Regions from separate parts of the Homo sapiens genome. Here region 2 is linked to region 1. A link is an interaction called in ENCODE POLR2A ChIA-PET data of the cell type or tissue named here. Cell type or tissue: PC-9. All regions are shown on one strand.

Region 1 (5,000 bases):
GGAAAGGGAGGAAGGGAGGAAGGGACGAAGGAAGGAAGGCAGGAAGGCAGGAAGGAAGGAAGGAAGGAAGGCAGGAAGGCAGGAAGGAAGGAAGGAAGGAAGGAAGGAAGGCAGGAAGGCAGGAAGGCAGGAAGGCAGGCAGGCAGGCAGGAAGGCAGGCAGGCAGGCAGGTTGGCTCACCAGGTGATTCTAATGACTGGCTGGCTATGTTTGGGCCCGCTAAAACCAGTTACTTCTTAAGCTCTTAGGCTCTGTATTTCCCTTCAATTGGTACAAAAGGGTTCAGAACTGATAGCAGGAGAGTTAAACATAACATTTCTAATGCAAGGAGTCAGCATGTTTTAAAGAATCATCCAAATAAAGGCTGAGGATAATCTGTTTCCTAAAGTCCTTCCAGAATGCCATCTACAGTAGCAGCTTCGGGGTAGAAAGGGTGGGATCCATCACATTCAAATAATGAAGGTGTGAGTTAACCCTTTCAGATTCAATTCATTGTGAAGACTAATTGTTAGTCAGATACTGTGCTAGGTTTTGTGGATACAGAAATGAAGATGACAAAGACGTCATCCATAAAGAGTTCAGGCAAGTAATAAAAAAGCACTGCTTAAAATTACCTCTTCTGAGATCATATATACCAACTTAAAAAGATTACCAAGGTATATTAAGTATGGGAAAAAAGGTTACAAAAAAGATGTATAGTATCATTCCAATCAAATGGGGGAAAAAAGTATATGACCATGTACAAATAAACATGTGTGACTTGTACATGTATATGTAGTAAGATACATAATCAAAATACCAATAATTAGCTATGGAACAAGGAATGGGATATAAAAGGATTGTAGGCAGGGGAAGAATATGTACAGATTAAAAAAAAAATTTTTATTCCATACACTTTTTTATTCATCTGTATGTATTTATATATTGCTTTAGAATTTTTAATGACTTACTATTTTTTTTTAGACAGAGTCTTGCTTTGTCACCCAGGCTGGAGTGCAGCAGTGCAATCTCGGCTCACTGCAACCTCCGCCTCCCGGGTTCAAGTGATTCTCCTGCCTCAGCCTCCCAAGTAGCTGGGACTACAGGGATGCGCCACCACGTCTGGCTAAACTTTTCGTATTTTTAGTAGAGATGGGGTTTCACCATGTTAGCCAGGCTGGTCTCAAACTCCTGACCTCAGGCAATCTGCCTGCCTCAGCCTCTGAAAGTGCTGGGATTACAGATGTGAGTCACCACGTCTGGCCTAATGGCTTACTTTTATATAAAAGAATCACCTAGTATTAATACAATAGTGAGGTCCAAAATAGTCTAACAGTGTTAGCTTATTTTAACAAACAAGAGTCACCAGAATATCAAGTTAATAATGACAACGATGTGAGAAATACCTGTTCCATCCGTTGGGCCATCTCTTTGTGTAACTGCTGAACTGCATTTTTAGCTGTAACGTCTTGAGCTATTAGTTGATCTCTGGAAGCTTTAACTTCTTTATTAAGTTCTTCTATTCTTGATTCTAACTGTAAAGAAAATTATTTCCAAATTATTTTTATAGCTATACCAAATACACCACCAATACTGCAAATAAATATAAACAAAGTAAATAAACATAAAGAATACAATGAATATACTTCAGCTATTGAAATAAAAACTTTTAGCAATGTTTCTATATCTCACTGTCATTTAGTAAAAATCTGGAGATTCCATTAAGTTAAGGTATCTGGCAACCCCTAGAACATCCACAAAGGAATAACACAAAGAAATACAGTAGAGTCCCGCCTTATCTGTGGCTTCACTTTCTATGGTTTCAGCAACCTTCAGTCACCCACAGTTCAAAAATATTAAATAAAAACTTCCAGAAATAATTCACAAGTTTTCAATTGCATGCCATTCTGAGTAGTGTGATGAAAACTTGTGTTGTCTCACTATGTCTCACTGAGACTGTGAGTCATCCCTTTGTCCAGCATGTCTGCATTGTACACACTACCTGCCAGTTAGTCGCTTAGTAGCCATCTCAGTTACCAGACTGACTATGGCAGGACGACAGTGCTTGTGTGCAGCAACACTTAGCCCTTAATTAATAAGTGAGTTTACTTATTAGTGGCCCCAGAGTATAAGAATAGTGATGCTGGCAATTCACATGTGCCAAAGAGAGGCTTTAAAGTGCTTATTTTAAGTGAAATGGTGACTTGAAAGAAAAAAATCATATACTGAGGTTGCTAAGATCTACAGTAAGAATGAATCTTCTATCCATGAAACTGTGAAGAAGAAAAAAGAAATTCATGCTAGTTTTGCTGTCACACCTCAAACTTCAAAAGTTATGGCCACACTGCATAAGTACTTTGTTAAGACGGGAAAGGAGCCAGGTAGTGGCTTATGCCTGTAATCCCAGCACTTTGGAAAGCTGAGGAGAGGGAATTGCCTGAGGTCAGGAGTTCAAGACCAGCATGGTCAACACAGCAAGACCCAATCTCTACAAAAAATTTTAAAAATTAGCTGGGCATGGTGGTGCATGCCTATAGTCCCATCTACTCAGGAGGCTGAGGCAGGAAGATTGCTAGAGCCAAGGAGTTTGAGGCTACAGTGAGCTGTGATCCCACCATGGTACGCCAGCCAGAGTGATGAGACCCTGTCTCTGAAAAAAAAAAAAAAGGATGAAAAGGGCATTCACTTGTCAGGGGCAGACATAAACAGAAACATATTCTGATTGATGGCAATCGAGTTCAGTGCTATTGACAATTTCATGCATCTACTTAGGATCTTGGAATAAATTCCCCTCAGATAAGGGGGAACTCTGTACTGTATAGTGAAAATATCATGAAAGAAATTTAAATGTTATATTGGACAACATTCACTTAATGCAAAAGAAGGCAGTGAAGGAGGAATAGGGGAAGAAAAAAGACATGAAACATGGAAAACGAAAGATATGGCAGACATAAATCCCACCATCAATAATATTAAATGAAAGTGGATTTAATAATCCTATCAAAAGGCAGAAACTAACAGACTTAATTAAAGAAACAAGATTCAACTATATGTTGTCTATAGAAGGCATTTTAGGTTCAAAATGCAAGTAAACTGAAAAGAGTGGAAAAAAATATATAATGCAAACAGCAATCATAAGGAAGAGTGGCTATATTTACATAAAAAACAGACTAAAATTAAGAATGTTACCAGAGATAAAGAATAGCTCACAAAAATAAAACAGATCAAGCCATCAGAAAGATCTAACAGATAAATGTATATGCATCTAAGAATGTAGCATCAAAATATATGAGGCAAAAACTAACAGAAATAAAAGGGAAAATAAGTCAACAATAGTTGGAGACTTCACTATCCTACTTTCAATAATAAATAGAATTAGGCAGAAAATTAACACAGAAATAGGAGACTTAAACACTACAAAACAATGGAATCTAATACATCTATACAACACTCCACCCAGGAACAGCAGTGTATACGTTTTCATCTAGTGCACATGGAATATTCCATGACAGAGGATATGCTAGGTTACAAACAAACTTCCATAAATTTAAAAGATTAAAATCATATGAAGCATATTCTCCAACCATAATGGAATGAGACCTCAGTAACAGAAAGAAATATGGGAAATTCACAAATTTGTGAAAATTAAACCACATACTGCTAAAGAAACACAGAAGAAATTGCAAGGGAAATTAGAAAGTACTAGATGACTAATAAAAATGCAAACATAATATACCACAACTCAGGAGACACATCTAAAGGAATGCTTAGAGGAAAATTTATAACTACAAATACCTATATTAAAAAAGAAGAAAGGGGGCCAGGCGGGGTGGCTCAAGCCTGTAATCTCAGCACTTTGGGAGGCAGAGGCAGGAGGCTCACTTGAGGTCAGGAGTTCGAGACCAGCCTGGCCAACACTGTGAAACCCCGTCTCTACCAAAAATACAAAAATTAGCTGGGCATGGTGGCGGGTGCCTGTAATCCCAGCTACTTGGGAGGCTGAGGCAGGAGAATCGCTTGAACTCAGGAGGTGGAAGTTGCAGTAAGCCAAGATCACGCCACTGCACTCCGGTCTGGGTGACAAGAGCGAAATGACGTCTCAAAAAAAAAAAAAAAAAGAAGACAGGGTATCAAATTAATAACCTATACTTGCATCTTAAGACACCAGAAAAACAGCAAACTAAACCAAACACAAAGAGGAGGAAGAAAAAAATAAAAACTAGAATGGAAAAACAGAGACAAGGCCAGGTGAAGTGGCTCATGCCTGTAATCTCAGCACTTTGGGAGGCTGAGGCAGGTGGATCGCTTGAGCTCACAAGTTCGAGACGAGCCTGGGAAACATAGTGAAAACCCATCTCCACAAAAAAATACAAAAATTAGCTGGATGTGGTGATGCACGCCTGTAGTAGCAGCTACTCGGGAGGTTGAGGTGGGAGGATCACTTGAGCCTCATAGGTAGAGGTTGCAGTGAACCGAGATCGCAACATCGCACTCCAGCCTGGGTGAAACAGCCAGACCTTGTCTCAAAAAAAAAAAAAAAAAGAAAAGAAAAAGAAAAACAGAGACAACAAACAAAACCAAAAACTGGTTCTCTGAAAAGATGAAGAAAACTGACAAACCTTTAGCTGGAATGACTGAAGAAAAAAGAAAGATGACTGAAATTACTAGAATCAAAATGAAAGAGGGACATTACTACTGACCTTATAGAAATAAAAATAATTGAATAAATAAATAGTATGAACAATTTAACTTAGAGACAAAATGAACAATTCCTAGAAAGACACAAACTACCAAAACTGTCTCAAGAAGAAATAGAAGATCTGAATAGACCTATAACAAGTAGAGACTGAATTAGCATAATAAAAAAGAACAACAACAACAAAAACCTACCCACAAAGAAAAATTCAGTCCCAGGTGGCTACACAGGTAAAATTCTTTAAAACAATTAAAGAAGAATACCAATTCTTCACAAATTTTTGCTCTTCCCCCAAAAAGTAACACTTCCCAACTCACTCTATTAA
Region 2 (5,000 bases), 260 kb after region 1:
TGCAGTGGCACAATCTTGGTTCACTGCAGCCTCAAACTCGTGGGCTTCACACTGATCATTACAGAAATGCAAATCAAAACTGCAATGAGATACCATACCGTCAGAATGGCTATTATTAAAAAGTCAAAAAATAACAGATGCTGGTGAGGTTGCAGAGAAAATGGAATGCTTATACACTGCTGGTGGAAATGTAAATTAGTTCAACTATTGTGAAAAGTAGTTTGGTGATTTCTTAAAGAACTTAAAACAGAACTACCATTCAACCCAGAAATCCCATTATTGGATATATACCCAAAGGAATATAAATGGTTCTACCATAAAGACATATGCACATGTATGTTTATTGCAGCACTACTCATAATAGCAGAGATATGGAATCAACCTAAATGGTCATCAACAGTAGACTGGATAAACAAAATATGGTGCATATATACCATGGAATACTATGCAGCCATAAAAAAGAACAAGACCATGTCCTTTGCAGCAAGGAAGAATGGAGCTGGGGGTCATTTTCATAAGCAAACTAATGCAAGAACGGATAACCAAATACCACATGTTCTCACTTTTAAGTGGGATCTAAATACTGAGTACACATGGACACACAAAAGGGAACAACAGACACCACAGCCTACTTGAGGGTGGAGGGTGAGAGGAGAGTAGGGATTGAAAAATTACCTATTGAGCACTATGCTTACTACCTGTGTGATTAAATAATCTCCACACCAAACCCCTATGACACACAATTTACCTATATAACAATTTGCACATTTGCCCTGAATCTAAAATAAAAGTTTAAAAAGAAAAAGAAGAATAATCAGAAAATTAAATATTTTTAAAAATATATTTAAGGTAAAACTGGAATGTATTGTGTTAAATGAAATAAAATATTTAGGCCAGGCGTGGTGGCTCATGCCTGTATTTCCCAGCACTTTGGGAGGCCGAGGCGGGCAGATCACCTGAGGTCAGGAGTTCGGGACAGCCTGGCCAACGTGGTGAAACCCAGTCTCTACTAAAAATACAAAAATTAGCCGGGCATGGTGGTGCACACCTGTAATCCCAGCTACCTGGGAGGCTGAGGCATGAGAATTGCTTGAACCCAGGAACTGGAGGTTACAGTGAGCTGAGATCACACCACTGCACTCTAGCCTGAGCAACAGAGCAAGCCTGTCTCAAAAATAAATAAATAAATAAAATCAAAAATTAAAATGAAATAAAATGTTTACAAACAAACCAACAACAATAAAAAAAAACCTCCTGGGCTTCAGTAATCCTCCCGCCTCAGCCTCCCAGGTAGCTAGGACTACAGGCACATACCATGACACTCGCCTAGTTTTGTTGTTGTTGTTGTTAATTTATTATTTATAAAGATGGGGCCTCCAACTCCTAGGCTCAAGTGATCCTTCCACCTCGGCCTCCCATAGCGCTTGGATTATATGTGTGAGTCACTCTGCCAGCCCCAAATATTCACAAAACTTCTTGGCACTCATAGGAAGTGCCAGGCTGTTTGTTACCATCTCATGGGGCACACAGACCAGTGAACAACACAGCACAGTGAGGTAGATGCTCTGATAAGACAGAAACACGAGGGATTCTGGGAACACACAAGAGGACACTGAAGCAGCAACGGCTGCACTGAGTTCCATGAATTTGAAGAGTGCGACGAGCTGGCTGAGTGGGATGAGTTCGAGTTAGTGAGGTGACAGGAAAGGTACAGTGAGTGCAGCTTTCCAGGCAGAAAGGACAGTGGGAACAGAGGCAGGGAGATGAGCCTTTTCAGGGTCAAACAGCTCTGTTGCTGTAGCAGAAAGGGAGAAGCCAGGAATGAAGCAAGTGAGGCTGGAAAGGTGGGTGCAGCACTGTTCCAGGGCCTAGAGTGCTGAGCTGAGGTGATTAGACAGCACTGAAGAGTGTTGGTGCCCCGGGGATCCCCCAGGGGCTGAGAGCAGGGGGAGCACAGGAGGCAGTTGTACCCCCCAGGTGAGAAGCTATGGGGTGGTGGAAAAGCCAATGGGGAAGAGAGGACTGATGGCAGCAACCTTCTGGAAGTTGTGCCTGAGCAGAGTGTGAGGGAGGAGAAGAGCTGAGGCCGACTCTGCAGTTTCCAGCAATTTGAGTGGTTAGGTGAACAGCGTCATGCAGCCCTCAGATGTGGGGCCTGCTGTGTGCCAGGTGTCTCCAGGAACTGCAGAGCATGAGCAGGGCAAACAAGTCCTGCTCTCCTGGGCTGCTTTGGGGGTGGGGATGGAGACAATGAGCAGGAAAAGAGTCACACTCAGAAGTGGCTGCAGGTTGGGGAGTTGAAGGGAGAAAGTGAAAGGCCCATGGTGCTCCCAGGGGAGTTAGAACACTGGGTCTGAGCCCTGGAGCTCAGCCCCTTACATCAGCACCCTGTTCCACGTGGGCCTGCTCAGGAGGGCTCAAGAAATAGAAAAGTCAGAGGCTGTGGCAAGAATGCTGACGTCTCATGGATAAGAGGAGAGGGAACAGCGTTCCGCGGGCCTCCATGCAAGCTGGAACTGGAAAGTGGGGCAGGACGGATGGTGTCTTGCCTTTTTGCCTTCTCTTTCTCCTTCCCTTCCTTTCCTCATATTGCAAATGGCCCGGCCTGGCATCCACCCTCTATTCTACCGGTGTCAAGAGACTATTAGCAATGGGTCCTGGTTTCCTTTCAAATTCTCAGGGCGAATCTGATGGTGTAACTCTTCCTTTTGAAGGAAGCCTCAAGTCTCTGTTCCCAGCCCTGGCTGTCAATTGGGGTCAGCAGGGCCAGGTTACAAGGTCCCACTCAGCAGCCGTTTTGCTTGAGTTGACTCTCCCACCAGGGTGGCTAGGAGCAAATTGAGCTATCTCTGTTTCACAAATGAGGAAGCAAAGAAGTTAGGTGACTCACCCAAAGTCTCAAAGGAATCTCTTTCAAAACTAGGACTCAAAAATGAAGTTTCCTGACTCCAATTTCCTGGACTTTACCATGGCCCTTAGTTCAGGCTTTCGAAGGGCTCCAACTGGACAGTTTCACCCCGGCAAACCCTTTGATAGCCATCTCCCTGAACACTTCCTGTAACCGCAGCACCCTCCCTGCAGGCTGGGGACAGCTCGATATCTCCATTTTGCCTGTCCTCTCTCCCCCTTTCCTCTCTTGCCCCAGCCCCTTTAATTACCTCTTCCCTAAATCCTCTCTAGTTTATTGATGGAGACTTGGCAAATCCCAGAGGCTCTAGACAAAACAAAAATCAATCAGAAATGTATGCAGAGTGAATTTAAAATGGGAATTCACCGCCTTTTCCAAGAACAAAACTGAAGGGAAAAAAATAAAAAACCCCACCACTTAAAACCATCAATAGGAATCTTGGGCCTCTGGAAGCTCAGCACTGTCTCCTCCTCTCCAAAACCTGGGTGCAATTTAACCCCTTGTGGCTTTGCAACGTCCACACAGGGTTCATTCACATTCCGATTCAAATTCATTGGGTTTTTGGCCTCAGGAATCAGACGATCTGGTTCCTAGCTCATGCTCAATCCTCTGGGGGTGCTACCACTGACCCCACCCTGGACCACAGGATCAGAAACGATCCATTCCAATGCAGACAGTCCTCAGAGCAGACTGAGTAACGCTGCCCTGCAATCCAGGTAGCGAGTGTTTCCGCTGAGCTCAGATGGGGTAGGAGGGCTCTAGGCCCCCTGGGTGTGTTGGCTGAAAGTGTCCAGAGGAAGAGAACTGAGCTTCAGGATCACCTACTGTCCTAAACCAATTCTCAGCAGCAGAGATGTTCCTTCAAACACCAGGGGCTTCTCCAGCTGAGACAAGAAGGAGGGGGTACCCACCAGAAGGCAGTTGCTTTACAGACTTTATCCTGTTTAATTCTCACAGTGATCTGGACAGCAGATATTATTTCCCCCCATTTCACAGATGGAGACCTTGAGTAACTTGCCCAAGGCCACAGGTGGGCAGGGCACAAGGCAGTCCCACTGAAGCAGTGTCTCTGACCAGACTTCTCACCCAGGCACTCTTTTGTGATCATGTATTGTCAAAAGCCATTCCTGAAACTATTCTCAGCGTCATGCCTACACATTCTGTATCACAGCCAGCTCAAAAGCCACTCCTCTGAGGATGTCCCCCGACCCAAGAAGCCTGCACCCCCTTCTCAGCACAGCCCCACACTCTGGCTCTTCCAGGCAATCTGCCCCTACTCACAGTGCTCTCGTGTATTGCATTAATCCCCTGCTGTTGTGTTTAATATAGCACCTGGCACATAGTAGGTACTCAGTCATGCCTGTTGAATGAAGAAATGAATGATTGTCCCATTTTTTATCCCTCTTGGGGTTTCTGTGAAAAGGAAAATAAAAACTACAAAATGTCTTTTCTAGTTCAGATTGGTGAAACAGATTATTGCTAAAGGGCACATCAGGTCTGGTTGGGCATGGGGTGGGATAAAGCAGGAGGAAGGCTTCATGGAGGAGGTGGCCTTTGAACAAAGCCTTGAAGGGATGAAATAATTTTTTTTCCTTATTGTGGTAAAATATACATAAAATTTACTATCTTAATAATGTTTAGCGTACAGTTCAGTGACATTAAATACATTTAAATTGTTGTGCAGCTATCACCACTATTCATCTCCAGAACTTTTTCATCACCCCAAACCGAAACTGTACCCCATTAAACAGTAACTCCCCATTCTCCTTCTCCCTAGCCCCTGGAAACTACTATTCTACTTTCTATCTCTATGAATTTGATATTCTCGGCACCTTATATAAGTGGAATTATACAGTATTTGTCCTTTTGTGTCTGTCTTGTTTCACTTAGCATGTCTTCAAGGTTCATCCATGTTGTGGCATATATCAGAATTTCATTCTTTCAGGGATGAATAATATTCCATTGTATGTATATACCACATTTTATTTATCCCTTACTTGTCAATGGACACTTGGGTTGCTCCTACCTTTTGGCTATTTTGAATAATACTGTTATGAACATTAGTGTACAGATATCTATTTGAGTCCTTGCT

The links. Peaks named below come from ENCODE experiments on the same cell type or tissue, not always from the same donor. Only the 100,000 strongest peaks of a DNase experiment are listed, where the experiment ranks them.
Region 2: POLR2A ChIA-PET joins it to region 1 with 7 read pairs; 3 of 35 experiments call an interaction of 5 or more read pairs at or near these places.

What each region holds. Positions count from the first base shown.
Region 1 is chr10:114,149,707-114,154,706 of GRCh38, forward strand. CCDC186 (coiled-coil domain containing 186) reads right to left here. Exons shown (of 16, transcript NM_018017.4): 4 at 1,386-1,514. Among named protein-coding and RNA genes, the nearest start is that of MIR2110, 22 kb to the right of the region's middle. In PC-9, no CTCF peak of the experiment used is centred here; a DNase peak (open chromatin) is centred at 1,955; H3K27ac peaks cover 1,563 bases.
Region 2 is chr10:114,406,196-114,411,195 of GRCh38, forward strand. No RefSeq gene overlaps it. Among named protein-coding and RNA genes, the nearest start is that of AFAP1L2, 4.2 kb to the left of the region's middle. In PC-9, no CTCF peak of the experiment used is centred here; a DNase peak (open chromatin) is centred at 2,936; H3K27ac peaks cover 1,388 bases.